Linked DNA regions of Mus musculus: region 2 is linked to region 1. Evidence: chromatin loops called from intact Hi-C (ENCODE). Cell type or tissue: left cerebral cortex. All regions are shown on one strand.

Region 1 (8,000 bases):
TTTTGTTCTAATTTGCTTTCTATGGCTATGACAAAACACTAACCAAAAGCAACTTGGGAAGAAAGGAGTTTATTTCATCTTACACTTCCAGGTAATGGTCCAGCCACTGAGGGAAGTCAGGGCAGGGACTGAAGTAAAGAAGGCCATTGTAGCTTACTTATTTGCTCTGTAGGTTTGTTTTGCTTGCTTGCCTGCCTGCCTGCCTGCCCCAGGACCACCTGCCTATGGACATCAATCATTAATCAAAAAGTGCCCCACATGCACACCTATAGGCCAGTGCCCCACGTGCACACCTATAGGCCAGACTGCTAGAGGCAGTTCCTTAATTGAGGTTCCCTCTTCCCAAGTAACTCATTTGTGCCAAGTTAGCAAAACTAATGAGAACATCCCTCAGTTCCTCGTAATAGCCCTTCTGGACCTTTGTCCCCACACTCGCTAATGCTGGTGTTATGGCAGCATGTAGACTCTTGGGCACACATCCCACCCCGTCCCAGGTTAAATGACTTGGATAACAGCTAGCCACACCCGGGACCTAGGACTACCTGCTCTAAGTCCCTCTGCCCCCTCTGGTTGTTCTCCAGGACAGCGGCACCTCTACCAGTAGCTGCTGGGCCAGAGAGGTCCCTTCCCTCATTCCCAAGGGAGTCAGCCAGCAGCAGAAGCCCCAAATGACAACCAAGTGGGCATCACCAGGCCACTTTCACTCTCCAGCCAACAGTGATCAAGCCCTGGCTCAGGAGGCAGTGGCTGGAGGCCCAGGAAAACATTGGCCACAGATGCTATCTAAGATGTTTTCAGGCAGTGTGTGTTCTCCTCAAGAGAGGAAAGGAGCAGTGTGGGCCAGGGTGTGGGAGGTAGACTCAGGTTCCCAAAGCTGCATCTGGGAGTAGTTGTGCCCTGCTCCTAGCCTGAAATTCAACAGGCCACAGCAGTGCCTTCAGGCTTAAAGCCATTGGTTTTTCTCACTTGGCCAACCTCACTGGGGAAGGTGCCATCGTGGGAGCTCTAGACAGAGCAGCCAAGTGTACCAGGCCCTGGGCTGCCTGCTCGAGGAGTGGTAGAGCTGTATGTAGCTACCCATCTCATACCTGAGCTGGGGCTGGACACAGGCAAGTTTCTGTCATGTCACAGCGGGAGGGAACCTTATACTCGGGGACGTGACATGTCTCCTGTGGCAACCTCTTACAGACTAGGATGGAGGTTTGTGTGTAAGGTCAGATGTCTAGGCCAGGTCTGCTATCCTATTTCCTCTGCTTCAGTCAGCCTCTTCACCCACCCAGAGGCCCCAGGGAGTCCGCTCAGCCGAGTTGGTCACAGCCTTCATGAAACCCTTTGCCAGGGCTCTAAGCCAGTGAGGCAGAATGGAGTGTGGGGAACAGAATAAGGACAGTTAGGAATGGGACTGGACCCTGGGTGGCAAGCTAAACCCAGCTGATGAGAGGCTACAGGATTGGTCCGTCAATTGGAAGGAGTGTAGGTGGGTCAGCATGTCCTGTGGTAAGACAAGCTCTTCTCTGGGAGCAGGTAGTGATCACAGGCCTTGGGACCCAAGGCCTGCCAAGTTATAGGTCCAACAGAGAGACTTCACCGATCCCAGCTGTCTGCAGTCTCAGCCATACCACAGAGAAAAGGCTGGGCTACCGCCTCCCCCTTCTCCCCAGACCCTGTTCCAGGCCCCAGCTGCCTTCCTGGCTGGCTGCTGGCCCTGGCTCTCACCCTAAAGGGAGCCACTGGTAAACAGGAAGTGCTCCCCCATGCAACGCTCCGGGCGCCATCAACAGCCCACAGGCCGACAGACATCCAAGCAGCGGGTTGGCTGTTCCCACCAGCTGCAGGAAAGGGGGTGGACATGGGACCCTAAGCACTATGGGTCTGGCTGCTGGGAAGATGTCTTGGGCAGGGACCCACAGGTGCCCAGAGACTGAACCCCACCAGCACCTACCATGATGCAGACACTGACTCTGACTTCTGTCCATCTTCCCAGAGACTGTCTGAAAGCGGCCCCCAAGTCCCAGAAAGGTGACTCCCCCAGCATCGACTACACAGAGCTGCTGCAGCACTTTGAAAAAGTCCAGAAACAGCACCTGGAAGTAAGACACCAGCGCAGTGGGCGAGGGGATCACCTGGACCGCAGAGTTATCCTCTGATGTGCCTAGCATGGAAAAGGGCCCTAGTGGCCTAAGAAGCACTCAGGGTCTCTAAGCTGAGGCCACAAGGAGCCTAAGAACCTGCCTCCAGCAGGGCTGGACCCAACCACCAGCCAGGGTAGGGAGGGGGATGGTATTGGCTCTGTCAGCCTCAGCTCCTCCCAGCAGAGCACCTGGACCCCAGCACTGTCAGCTACACTCTGTCCTGGGACCGATGGATTCTCTCCTGAGTCGGGACTACAGCCTCAGAATCCAGAAGCAGCCTCTTTCTAATCCCTGTCTGTGAGAAGAGCTTGACCTTGGCCCCAGAGCACTGGCATGGTGTGTGTGCATATGTACATCTGTGTGGAAATGCACACAGGCCAGCACAAAGACCTCTACAGAATGATGTCCATCCCTGCCCCAATAAAGAAATCACAGAATCCTTAATCAAGTCTGCCTGCTCCTTCTCTGCTAGCACCTGTGCCAAGCCTGATGCTGCAGCTGCCCTGGGGCCTCACCTATCCTGGAAAGCCAGCTTCATTCTAAGCCCTGATTCCCATATGAATCCAGGGACCAATTCTTCCCAGGACCAGTACCTTCCTCCTGGCCTTACTCTCGATCCTTAGTCCTGCTTTCTGAGTCCCTGTGCAATGTGGATGTCCCCATAAGCAGGAATGGCACAGCAGAACACTGCAGAGCAGTGAGCAATGGGAGGAAATCAAAGATAAATGCCCCAATCTTTGACTTAGCTCAAAGAACCGCGTCTGTCACCTGGCTTTGGGTTCTGGTGAACCCTAGTTGCCTGCTGCGGCCCTTTAGTTGCCAGGAGCTTGTGCCTGCTTTCCCCTGGAGCCCTAACTATGTGTGCCCCATGAGAATAGGTTCACCTGGAGTCTCCTGGACGACAGCAGTACTTGCCCTCCCATGTGTACACGCGTGCATCCCCACACACTACACTCTGCAGGTTCAACACAGACCCTACTCACGAGGAAGTTGGGCCGGGACACCATCACTATTTCCACCCCCAATCCAGGTGACACCGGTACTACTTAGAAAAGGAACTGAAGGACATTTGTGCAGGAGGGTTGGACTTTATGGATGGTCTGTGGTGGACAGCTCCAATGCGGCCAGTTCCCGTTCCCCTCTGCACGATGCTCAGTGCTATTCATCAGGCCGGGATGCACTAAGGACTGCATCCTTGGCGGGTTTCATCTTGGTCGAGCCCAAGGCCTTGAAGGTGCAAACCCGGGTCCGCTCCCGCTGGAGGGTGGGGGGCTGGCCCGGCCCCGCCCCTGCGCCGCCCCGACCCGCGGCGGCGCCCGCTCCCGCCGGCCCCTCTTGCCGGACCAGTCTGGCAGCGCCAGAGCTCGGATTTCAAAGCCCTGGTTTCTGGCCGTGAATGGGTCCTCGCCCGCCCGGCCTTTCCCACAGCCCCCTCCTGTGCTCCCTCCCCGCGGCCCTCCCTCCGCCGCGCCCACGTGACGCCCGAGCTTCGGCGGCTCGGATTACCGCCGCCGCCGCTCCAGTGCCCGCGCCGAGGCTGCGCCGCGAACTGCCCGCGCCGCGCCCCCAGCCCCACCGAGCCATGGCCCGCGCTGCCGGCCCACGGCCCGCAACCCCGGAGCGCGGCGCGGCCGGCCGCTGAGAGCGCGGCCCCGAGGCAGGGAGCCCCGGCGCGGCCTCGGAGCAGCGCCCGCGGCGGTCCGGCCCCTCCCCTGCACGGCTCCCCGCGCCCCTTGCGCGCCCTGCCGCCGCGCGCCCGGCCCCAGCATGGAGACGGCGGAGAAGGAGTGTGGCGCCTTGGGCGGGCTCTTCCAGGCCATCGTCAACGACATGAAGGTACCCCGGGCAAGCTCCGGGCATACGGGTCTCCTCTGAGGGACGCGTGGCGGGCAGTGTGTGTGTGTGTGTGTGTGTGTGTGTGTGTGTGTGCGCGCGGGCAGTGTGTGTGTGTGTGTGTGCGGGCAGTGTGTGTGTGTGTGTGTGTGTGCGGGCAGTGTGTGTGTGTGTGTGTGTGTGTGTGTGTGTGTGTGTGTGTGTGTGTGTGTGTGTGTGTGTGTTTCATCTGAGCCTGTCCTCCTGCGCCCGCCTTGCGCCCAATGCCTGTCTGGGTCCGAAGGGTGGGAGTGAGTGCTCGCAGGTTGGGATGTCCGAGAGGTCGCCCCGTAGGATCCCGATCCAAAGCTGAGCGTCCGCAAACACTCGGTACCCCAGACCCCCAAACTATGAATTGGGTTTATCTTTAGGACCGACCTTTAAGGCCCTTTAACGGATCCAAGGTCTCTCGGGCCTCCGCCCCCTTTCACCACAGTGCCCCCCCACACACACACACACACATACCCCCGACGCCCCGAAGCCCAGACAATGCTGTCACCGCCAAAGCAGGAAAAAAATAATAAAGCAAAGAACTGTTAACTCTTGCCCCGCCAGCCTCGGGCCTCTGCATGGATGCAGCCCCACCTACACACACACACACACACACACACACACACACACACACACACCAACAGATCCAGCAAGCTCCATTACTCCAATCCTCGGGTGGGGTCCTCCCTGCAGCCCAAGGGTAGGACTGAATCCACCTTGGGGAGGAGGTAGGCTGTGTGTTGGCTAAGCAACCTGGGGAGCGCTTTCAGCAACCCCCCCTTCCTGATCACTCAAGGTCAGACTGAGCAGGCACCCTGTTCAGATGGGGAAACTGAGGCCTGCGAATGGCTCAAGGTCATAAGGAGACCATTGGATCCTGCTTCGGGACCTCAGCCATTATTATCCATCTGGTAATTTACTGAATTCTCCCTGACCCCCAGAGGCCAGTGTTTGACGAGGCTGATCCGAATTGACTAGGCAGGGAAAGCTTCAGTGGCAAGGTGGGCATCGAGTGCCAGTGTTCCTGTCCTGCACTGTACCCCTTGGTCTAGGAACACGATGGAAAACGGAAGAAACTAGGCCCTGTGCTGAGCCTCCTCACATCCTTACCCTAGGCTCGCACTTAGCAAGAACAAATCAGAATCCTGCTAGACCCTGGGGGCTGTGGAACCCACGTACAGGTACACCCTACCCAAGGGCTCCAGAAAAATGCTTTAGGAAAGTGATGCCTTGCAGAGAGGCAAGAAGTTGGGGCTCCCCTCCTAGTACTGCCAAGAAACACCCCCAGTAAGGGAAGGCATCTGTCAGATACTTGCCCCCTAAAAAGAGGCCTGAAACCACACTGGCCTGGGACTTACAAGTTAGCAGCACGTCAGCGCCTTCCCATAGTTCTATACTTTTCCCTGGGGTTCCTCCCTCGCCACAACACACACACACACACACACACACACACACACCCCTGGCAACTCCACCTGAGGGCCTCATCACTAGCCCTCAGCATCTTGGTACCAGCTCCTCTGGCAACTCCACCTGAGGGCCTCATCACTAGCCCTCAGCATTTTGGTACCAGCTCCTCTCTGAAACTGTGTAACCCAGACCACCTCCCCTAGCTGACACTCCTGGGCTGGCAGAGGGTGGGAGCCACCCACACTGCCTCCCACTGCAAACACTGCAGCAAGCAGCCACTTCTGCCCAGACGAGACAGCAGGATAGTATCCTCCATTCCTGCCAGTTGCAAGGAACTCAGTTGAGACACGGGTCCAGTCTCAGCAAAGAACTTAGTGGCAGGCAAGATTTCTAGATACGTGGGGCCAAGATGGAAGAGACTTTACCAAGCACCATCAGATCATGTATACTATGCCCCTATCAATGACATGCATGGATTAGGGACCCTGAAGGGGCCGGCCACCTGCACTGATTGGCTGGACTTAAAAAGCTGCTTCTGGCTGTCTTGCTCAGTGGCCACCATCAAGAAGTTCAAGGAGACTCAGATTGCCTGGGGCTGATTCCTAGTGAGTTGCCCAGGACTCTCTCTGGAGCCACTAGAAGGCCCCAACCCTGCACTGAGGGATGGTGTGGGAGGAAGGGTCCCCACTCAGATCTTCAACTACACAGACAGAGGAGGGTGGGTGCAAACCCAGGGGCTTGAAAGGGCCCTGGAGAGCTGGTTAGCTTGCCCTGTCTCCTCTCTCTCAGGCCAACTGAACCCAGAGACTTGATCTTGCCTGGGGCCCTAGGCCTAGTCAGCAGAGGAAATGGGGTCCCCATCCCATGCTACCCTGAAAGTGGGTTCATCCTAATCCAGACTAAGAAGTGTCACACAGACACAGGCTCTGGCCACAGGGAAAGGCTCCTGACAGAGAGCTGGGGCTTTTGCCCTCTTAAGCAGTTCCCACAGCAAGTGACCCCCTGAAGTCTACACACAGGCCCTGATTCTACAGCTGAGGAAATCTGGGGCTGGGGGTGCCCCCAAAAGTCTTTTCTGAGACTAGAGCCTGGGTTGCCCCCAGACACACCACAGCCACACCAGTCTCATCCTGGTGAGCACCTTCCCTCTGCTCCAGAGCGGTGGCCATGCTTGTGACAGACCTGGAGTCTCCCCCTTTCTCTCAGTCCCTGTCACCTTCCCACATAGAAGTGAATGTAGTTGTTCCTCGCCCCGCTTCTCTGAAAACAGGGCACCTACATCCTGATATGTCAGCTATAGGATCAGACCTTGACCCCAATCCCTAGGGCCTCAGACAAATCAGTCAACCTCCCTGAGCCTCCAGTTCTCCCATCAAGAAAATGGGGCAATAGCGAGCTGCATTCCAGGAGTCACTCAGGAGGTGGTGAGTGATGCATGAGGCAGTGCTTGGCCCAGAACACCTGGCCAGCAGGTGCAGTTCCTGTGACTGTGATGACATCGGGGCTTAGAGCCTGGGCCAGGTGAAGCGAACACTCTCCCTGGGGCACCTGTCAGTCAGGCATAGGGGGATGGGGAAAAGAAGCCAGGCTCTTAAAGACTGGGGTGTGCAGATCTATCTACAGAGGGTAAAGTGGACTTGGCCTACCACTGGGGGAGTCCTTACTCTCTCAGACAACCAAGGGCTTGCTGAGGGGGCCAAGCTTTCCTGGGGTCCAGGAGAACTAACTTTGGACACCCTGCTCCCAGCAGTTTCTCACACTCTGGAGTGAGGTCTTAGCGGGCTTCCCTGCCAAGTAGCATTTAAGAGGTGTGAGGGTGCCCCATCTTGAAAAACCCCTAGAGGCCAGTGCCTGGGTTAGCTCCTCAGGACTGCCAGGGACAACCTCACAACCTGGTGGGCTTTTTTTATTCAGAGCTGTGTGGGTGGGGGAGAGCCCACCCACAGCCTCCTCTTCTTGTTCCAGCCTTGCTACGGCTTCTCAAATATTTGCTTTCCCTGACACTGACTTGACTGGGCAGGAAGAGGGCGTTTTTGAGGGTCGGTGAAGCAGCCCGCCCCCTTGCTGTCCCTGGAGAAGCTGGCTAGACCTACCCTGGGGTTCCAGCCAAGCACAGCCCTCCCAGAATCCCAGAAGCTGAGGCTCTTCTGTCCCCTTTACCTTGGTACTGAGAAGCCTCCGTCCCAGTCAGCTCATGTGGGACAGGGACTAGGGCCTTTGCTAGCCCTGGGCTACCCTTCAAAGAGCAAGGTCTCCCTCAGGGTTCCCCCCCAGGCTAGGGCTGACCTTTCTCCAGGGCCAGTGCATGAGCCAGAAAAGCCCCTTAATCAGACTGGACAACTCAGTCACCAGGAGCCCAACCTCCCTATTGGGAAACCCCCTCCTAATAGAGAGCCTCTGGCCAGGCTAGGATAAAGGCCACACTGTTCCCCTGGAGGGGAGAGGAGGGACTGGAAAAAGGTGGCTCTGTTGGCCACACAAGGCCCCATTCAGCCTGGGGCCTAGTTGTCCCAGGCAAGCTGACCAGCCTGTGTAGCAGCCATGGCCTCCCTGGGTCTGTGAGCCACCAGTGCTGGCCAGAGATGACTGGCCTAACGG
Region 2 (8,000 bases), 58 kb before region 1:
CCTAAAGGCCTGTATCCCAAGTGATGCTAGGTTTGTCAGTAACATACAACATCTGTTGTCTCAGAAAATCTGCCCAATAGTGCTAGGATAGTTTAAATTCTCCCAGCATGACTTATGAGGAGGTTTGTGCAGATGGAAGATAACTTACCCAAGGTCATGTAGCCAAGAGCTAGAATGGAGACCTGGGTCGATCTGATTCCAGGTGCTCTAAAATCTACACAGGCTCTGCCGTGAACAGGGGGCCATCTCACATTGGGATACAGCTTCATGCAGGCCTGGTCTCATGTTACCCTAATAGAATTTTATCCTTGGCTGGCCTTCAGTTATGAATGTGCCCTCTTCCTCTGAGCATTTGACCTTAACCTTGCTTCCTTGCCCCTTCACTTAGTTGGCTGCCTCTAGACTACTCACAGATGGGACAGGGAGTCAGCATTCCAGGCCCAGACCAGAAGCCTTCTCTGTCCTCCATCTGGTCTTCTAAATAGCTGAGGCCAATGGCTGAGATCACAGAGGTCTCAGAGTTCAGGAGGCCTCTGGTCTTATGCCACCCAGCTCTCTACAGGACCAGTTTCCTTCTCTAAGATGCTGAAGTTGGACTGGATTGTCCTTGGTTCTTTCCAGCTCTGACTGTGTGGTCCTGACTCCACTCCCTGGAATACTAATACTGTGCGCTCTAAAGTAGAGGCTTCCCTAAGAATGGGGCTTGTTTTCCTTCTCGGTTCCTTGCCTCGCTTTTTATTTCACTCCAGTTTTCATTCTGTCTACTCTCCAAAACAAACAAAAACAACCCCTCCCTCCTGCCTCAAGTCCACAGGTTTCTTTAAAGTCAGATCATCCAGTAAGGTTAGAATCTCCATCCATAATACTAAGGTAACATCAGTAGCCAGGAGCTTCGTTCTTACAGCCAGGAGCCTGCTCCATGTGAGAAGATGGAGGTCCTGGGTTCTCTCCCACAGTGCCACAGGGGCCTTGTCCATAGCACTGTATGCTGTGTGTCCCTACTCTGCCACAGCTGACCCTGCAGCTTCCTACTCCCCTCTTCTCCCAAATGGTAACAGCCAACAAGAAGACACTGGAGCCCTGTCCTAGTCCCAGCATCTTCCTCCTAGGGACAGCCAGGACCCCTGGCCCAACGCCTCAGCAACTGTACATACACCACAACCCAGCAAGAGTACCAGAAGCCACTGCTGGGCACCTAGGGAGATTGTAGCACTTCTCAGGTGAGTCCTTGTCAACAAGTCCTTGCCAAAGACAGGCCAATAATAGTTGTGTCTGTCTAGAGGACCTCTGCTTCTCATTCTAGATTTCACGTTCTCAGCTCTCAGCCACCCTAGACTGAGGGGACGCAGTCACCACAGAGCATGTAGTCACCCCCTGCACAAAGCCAGCTCTGTGGGCCCCGAGGGTTTGCATGCTTATGTCTGTCTAGACACTTCCGTGGGACAGACCTGAGGGCAGTCACTGCCATGAGTGCAGTGGAAAAGAAGGCCGAAGCCTGGCTCCTGATGGAAGGTCTCCATCAGGCTAGGGTAGGCTGAGAAGGACAGCCAAAAAGCAGGCCTGCTAGCAGCAGGAAGACATAAACTGAGGGCTCTGTTGGTTCCGCTTCCTCCTAGAATAGGGACTGAGTTGTTTAAACGCCTGGGTAAACTCCCTGCTCACACTGCAGGCCCCAGTGCCCATCTCTCCTTGAATCTTCATAGTGATCACCCTCAGAGGCCATTTGTCATCAAAGCCCTGCAGCACCATCCAAGCCAGGGTACAGTCAGAACCCTCTGCAGTGTTCAGAGGCAGCTGCTTGGGCCTTACCCCAGGCTCTCCCAGCTGTACCCTCAAGCGAGGCCATGCTGCCTGGGCACTGGAATTTTTTTCACAAAATCCCAGGAGACTGTGGTGCATATATGTCTGATTGGGAGCTACAACTGTGGACCAGCATGAGATCTGTGGGAGCTAGCCCCCCCAGCTCTCAGGCCAGAAGGGGACCACTCCCCACAGGTGACAGAGGTCGATCCTCTCATTGGCTCTCTCATGGACCCTGAACTCAGCACCTATCTTCATCCTTCCGACAGCCTCACAATAGGACTCGGTGTTTGCATTTCTCCCAAGAGGACAATTATTCTAAAGAACCCAGAGAAGTTAAGGAATTTGGTCAAGATCTCTAGATGGCTTCCTGAATCACTCAGAAGCCAATGTATGACCTCACCTTGCCCGCCTCTCCTCGCCTCCTCCATCTTTCTCTTTCCTCTCCTCTCCTCTGTCTTTCTCTCCTCTCTTCTCTCCTCCGTCTTTACTTCTCTCCCTCTCTCTCTGTCCTCTTTCTGACTGTCTCTGTCCCCAGTCTACCTTCTTCTGTACATTAAAACTGGGCCAGAACCCATCTATCTGTCTTTATATCCATCCCCACATAGCCCTTATCACTCTTTATAATGGCAGGTTAGTGTGGGCTTTAAGAGAATTCTGTCTAGACTCAGAAATATTTTACAAGAAGGTGAACAACCAAGTTGGCACAGAGTGTGCTGTTCCCACCCAGCCCTGTCCCCATCTCTCAGGCCAGGTGCTGTGGGAAGCTTACCAGGAAGCCAGGGTTAAGCAGAGCTCTGGGAGGTAGTCAGGAAACATTCCCCTCTCCTGGTTACACAGTGTTGGAACTCATCACCTGGTGCTAGAACTCTAAGGATGTATATGTGTGTGCACTCAGAATTTGCAACTCTAAGAGCCAGGAACTCAGGGCAGTACACGTGGAATGGCTGGGTCAGCAGGAAGGAAAGCCTATGGGGTTAGGGGCTGGAGAACAGCAGTCTGGTCTCTCCGTTGATCCTAGCCTAGGCTGTCTTTTCTTCTCTCTGTACCCTGAAGGGGGCACCACCAGCATCATCCTCATTAATCTACATGATTACTTGGTGGAAATGACAACAGGATTAAGTAATGGGCCTTCGTGCAATCCCATAGAAAAGATCTCCAAAGTCCATTTTGGGGGCGTGGAGTTGCCTAAATCCCCTAGGACAGGTGCTCAGTGTCAGCCAACATTACCTGTGTGCTGAGTATGCGTATAGCTAGAACTTACTTTGCTTTGCCAGGACACCTAAAAGCAACCTGAGTGCCCTTCGAATGGGCAGGAAAATGTGTCCACACCTGAACAGAGCTGCTCACCTCCCAAACTCTGGCCTTTCTCCTTGGGGCACTGCTCATCTAGTTGCAGAAGGCAGGGTTCTCATGCCATGTAGACCACAGCTCTGCTCAGAATGCCAGCCTGCCTGCTGCCTTCCGCAGCTCCTGTTTACCTTGTGTCTAAGGCTGAGGCCTCAGCCCCAGTGCCAGCTGCTGTGGGTGCATTTCCCACTGCTCTTGGCCTTCATTCTGGCTTCTATGGTGAATTCTCTGGCTGATTCCCCAAGCCCCAGGGCAGCAAGAGCCAAGTTATATGTGGTCAGGGATGGAGGAGGCCTGGCCACTGAGCTATACCCTTTATAACAAAAGGAACTAGTTTCTATGTGGGCAGAAGCAGAAAACCCAAGGATCCTGTAGAAGCCAAGCCTCGTGCCTTTGCCCTTCCTGTCAGATTTGCTTCACAGCCTGAGGGGCAGCCTGACCCGACCCAGATCACCTACAGGGCACGACAGTCAGCTGTTCTGCACAGAGACTTCAGATATTCCTTGGCATTGGCTGACACTGGCCAGAGTGCAGCCTCCAGAGTCTGGAGCAGCATCCATCTCTTTCACCAATACAAAGTATGCCTCTTGGGAACATTCTTGCAGCTTACTCCCAGCCAGCGCTAGGGAGAGCACAGTCTGGGAATGTCCTGACAATAGAAAGAAAGAGTCCCCTTCAAAGGAGCTGGATTGCTCTACCAGTTGACATCGAAAGCCTTAGCTAGTGCTTGCTGTGTAAACCTAGGGCTTCCTAAGGATCAGTGGGACCTTAAAGTGGGATGTTTGTCCATCTATTCCTTTGGCAGCAGCTATTCCAAACTATGCATCTTTTATTTTCTTCCCCTATGCTGCAGATCTTCCTCTATCTGCTAAGTGATTGCCTGGGCCTTCAGAGCCAGAGTGTTGGTTAGAGGCAAGGTCAGGCTCCCCTGTGTGGGGACTTGAACTTGTAGTGTTTGTCTGCAGGCTGTAGCAGTATCAACTGGGACAGAGGAACAACCACAGTGCCATGGAAGGGCAGAGGGCAGGTATTAGGGTAGTGAATGCCCATTAGATCAGTGAAAGAGAACAGCACTGTCCAGGAGAGAGCCACCCCTTGGTTGCTAGAAAATGAGTATGACAGATGTCATTATCTACGTTTATCCTAAGGAAAAAGCCAATTGATACTATAAAGTTGTCTCCAACAAAGGGGATCATCTGAGGAATCCCTGGTTTTTCTCTGCTGTCTACCCCATGGGAAATATGAAGCCCTTTTCCGCCAACTCCCGAGGCTCCCCTTGGAGACACCTTGGCAGATTCTGTCTGTACTCGCGGTCTTCAGCCTTGACCCTTACAGTCCAGCAAGGAGTCAAGGCAGCACATTGCACTGCAGAACCAGGGACCAGCTGATGAGCCCTCCCCACCCCCACCCACTGCCATGGAAACAGCAGGCGCTCCCGTTCCTGCAGAATATTGCTTTCTTGTAACCTCCTTCCCCCTCCCCTCTTCTTTCTCTCACACAAAAAGAAAGCACAAGTGTTTTATATTCATTTTGCAAAAATGCTGTGTAGTGCATACTAATTGGTGTGGCTTCCTCCTGCTTTCTTTGAGCTAGTCCCCATCCTTGGAGCCAGGACTCCAGGCCAGCCTCGGGCATGGGCCCAGACAGCCTGCTCATTGGCAGAGGAACTAGATTTGGGTTTCTGGGGGTGGAGCAAGGCTGGCCACATGTCTGTGGTTCTGGGGCATTTCCTTCTGGCCTTGTGGGATCCTTGAGCAGGGATCTTTGTCCCATAGCTTCCTACCCACACTGTAGGGTCTCCAGGGAAATGTAGAGCACCACAGCCTTGGCCTGGGCATAGAGACTCAAAGCCAAGTCTCTGCTCATCTATCTCAGTGCTCTGTTAACTAGACCTTTCTCTGCGATAGCTCTCCTCCCTGGGCCAGATCTTCATTTTGATTGTTGCTTCAAAAGGCTCAGGATCCCAGCTGGGTTATGGGCAGTTGAGAAACAGCTAGCAATGGGATTTGATCGCTTGAACTAATGTCAGAGAACTACTACAGCCCCATAATGCCTTCCGTACACAGTATCCACCATATAGCATTCCTGCCCTTCACTCAAGCAGTCCCCTCCCTCCTTCAATTCTGGTCTAACTATTTAAGGGGCAGGAAGGGTCAGTTCATTGTGTGTGCACCTGTGTATGTATGGTGCCCCAGGCAGGGCTGTGGGCTTTTTGCCAATCCCTAGGACTAGAAACAAATCATTTGCTTTGTAAGCACAGGAAGAGTGGCTGGGATCACCAAAGGAACCTGTAGACAGCATTTCCGGCTTTAATTGTGCAATTGAAGTGTAATTTGCATTCATTTGCCATTTGATATTAGACTTTCTAGAATAAGAGAATTCTGAATGCAAAAAGTGCCGCCTTCCTGGCTCTGCTCTCCTGTCCAGTAGTGGGCAGGAAGCAGCAGTGGAGAAATGGATGCTGCACATTCTCATGAAAAGCCCTCAGTATGAATGGCTATTCCATCTCATCACCAACCCAGGGCCATTAACAGCCTGGTATTGGGATTAAAAATCTTGTAATAAGAGTGGGATGTTGGCTGGGCAGTGGTGGCGCATGCCTTTAATCCCAGCACTCAGGAGGCAGAGGCAGGCAGATTTCTGAGTTCGAGGCCAGCCTGGTCTACAAAGTGAGTTCCAGAACAGCCAGGGCTATACAGAGAAACCCTGTCTCAAGAAAACAAAACAAAACAAAAAAACCAACAAAGAGTGGGATGTTGGACACTTTGTGCTTGCTGTGCACTGAAGTCCCCTTCTTCTTTGGTATCCATGGGGGATTGCTCCAGAGACCCTCTGGATTCCAGAATCTGAAAATGCTCATATTGTTTCTATAAAATGGGCCAGTATTTGCATATAACCTACATAATTATCCCATGCACTTTAAATCATCTCTCAGTTATATATTATACCTAATACAATTAAACGTATGGCAATAACTGTTAACGCTTCAATGTTTAGAAAATAAAACAAGGGAAAGACCTTTATATGTCCTGTGTAGGTGCACATCACCTAATACTTTCCGTTGACAGTTGGTTGACTCCTTTGGCACAGAGGGCTAGCTTGCCTCACAGCCTTCAGGGCAGCCTTGCATTATCAAGCTTCCATTTGTACATACAGGGAAACAGATGCTATTACCTGCTATGGAACCCAGATTCTTGTGTATGGGTCATAAGCTTGGGACACCCAACCTAGCTACCACTTGAGCCTGATTTCTGACTACATATCCCTCCACCCCACATCCTTCTCTGGAGCTAAACCACCCCAAGAATGTACTGCCTTATTCTCTGTATCCATAAGCAGCTTATGCTAGTTAAGAGAATGCTTCAGATGTATACTCCACAGTGTATGTGCGCGAGCGAGTGTGTGTGTGTGTGTGTGTGTGTGTGTGTGTGTGTGTGTGTGTAAGCACGCAAACACATGCCCTTGGTGGCCACTCTATCAAGTGCTTCCACAGGCTCTTGGCTCCCCTCAGACCAAGTTGCTGGTTCCTGAAGCCCAAAGGTTCTCTTTCAAGTAAATGTTTTTGCATCCTATAGCTTGAGGCTCTGGCAGAGTCTGTCCTGTGTAGCCCTGTGTCTCCTATAGTCAAAGCTGAACCATGGGAGCTGCTCAGTAGGTGTTAGGAAGATGTTCAACGGCATTAACTGGATGCAAGTCTGAGCACAAAGCCCTGAGTAGTTTGATTGGCAGGCTTGGGTTTCTGAAGCAGAGCTGTGTATGAAGCAGACACTGCATTTTTGTTGAGCTGGTGACTGTACAAGTCTCAGATTCCTTGGGTGGAGTGTGAGGTGACACTGACGGTGATTGAGAGTGTTAGTTCTCAACTATAGCTTGCTCCTCTGGGCTCCTTGTCCCTTATAGCCTGGTTCCTGAGCTGCTCCGTTCTTGTACAGGCCATTCTTCTTGCATGCTACTGGGTCTTCCTAGGCATCATCACTTCAGCTGGAAAGAGGTGCCTTTTGGATATGTAGTGTCTTATGTGCCTGTACTGGTGCCAGGGTTCTTGCAAGAGCTGATCTGGTATAATGTGTGCCATGCCCCAGTTAGCCTTGCTGGGTCATACTTTTCTCACTTGGAGCATTTGACCAGAAGGATTTGTTGTTCAGGGGGCATATGACCCTGTACACTTGCACAGACAGATCTGAGAAGGACAGCATGACTGGAAGAAACAGAGTTCTAGGAGACCAGGGTGACCTTTTCTTCATCATCATCTCTCCTGAGTCTGAATCCTTTGTCAGATCATAGAAAGAACGATCACTTGGGCAATGGTGCAAGCAACACTGAATGGGAGTTAGGTTACCAATTTGAAACTTTGCCTTAGTTCTTAAATTTTTTTTCGTACATATACCAAAACTCAGCAGTTTTTTAATATGTTTTTATAAGGTTGCACAACCATCACTGCTGCCTAGTCCCAAGACATTTCATCTCCATACCCTTCCCCCCAAGAAAATAACTCTGCCCATTAGAAGTCTCGTCCCTAACTACTGGCAACCACAAATGTACCTTCATCTTTTCAGATTTGTCTCTTGTAGACATTTCATGTAATCATTGTGGTTTGTAGCCTTCTTTGACTTACAAGAGTTTATAAGCCTCTTCCTGTTGCTACAGAGTCCAGTGTCCTTTTTTTTAATCTATCTGTGTGTATGATGTGTGCACATGCCATTATCAAGGACGACTGCAGAGTCCAGTGTCGTTTTTTACCTATCTGTGTGTATGATGTGTGCACATGCCATTATCAAGGACGACTGCAGGGTCCAGTGTCGTTTTTTACCTATCTGTGTGTATGATGTGTGCACATGCCATTATCAAGG

Evidence for each region. Hi-C counts contacts between places; a loop is a spot of excess contacts. Peaks named below come from ENCODE experiments on the same cell type or tissue, not always from the same donor. Only the 100,000 strongest peaks of a DNase experiment are listed, where the experiment ranks them.
Region 2: a loop joins it to region 1, with 4 times the contacts of the local background. A loop is called at or near these places in 11 of 42 quality-filtered maps.

What each region holds. Positions count from the first base shown.
Region 1 is chr8:110,717,823-110,725,822 of GRCm38, forward strand. Vac14 (Vac14 homolog (S. cerevisiae)) reads left to right here. Exons shown (of 19, transcript NM_146216.3): 19 at 1,985-2,576. The coding sequence ends at 2,147. Mtss2 (MTSS I-BAR domain containing 2) reads left to right here and starts at 3,654. Exons shown (of 14, transcript NM_198625.2): 1 at 3,654-3,968. The coding sequence starts at 3,900. In left cerebral cortex, a CTCF peak has its summit at 7,868; DNase peaks (open chromatin) are centred at 811, 1,395, 1,701, 3,161 and 6 more places; H3K4me3 peaks cover 4,643 bases; H3K27ac peaks cover 6,307 bases.
Region 2 is chr8:110,659,876-110,667,875 of GRCm38, forward strand. The region is part of intron 12 of Vac14 (Vac14 homolog (S. cerevisiae)); the gene reads left to right. Among named protein-coding and RNA genes, the nearest start is that of n-TGgcc10, 33 kb to the left of the region's middle. In left cerebral cortex, a CTCF peak has its summit at 2,856 (motif pointing right); DNase peaks (open chromatin) are centred at 607, 3,412, 3,649 and 4,770; H3K27ac peaks cover 2,663 bases.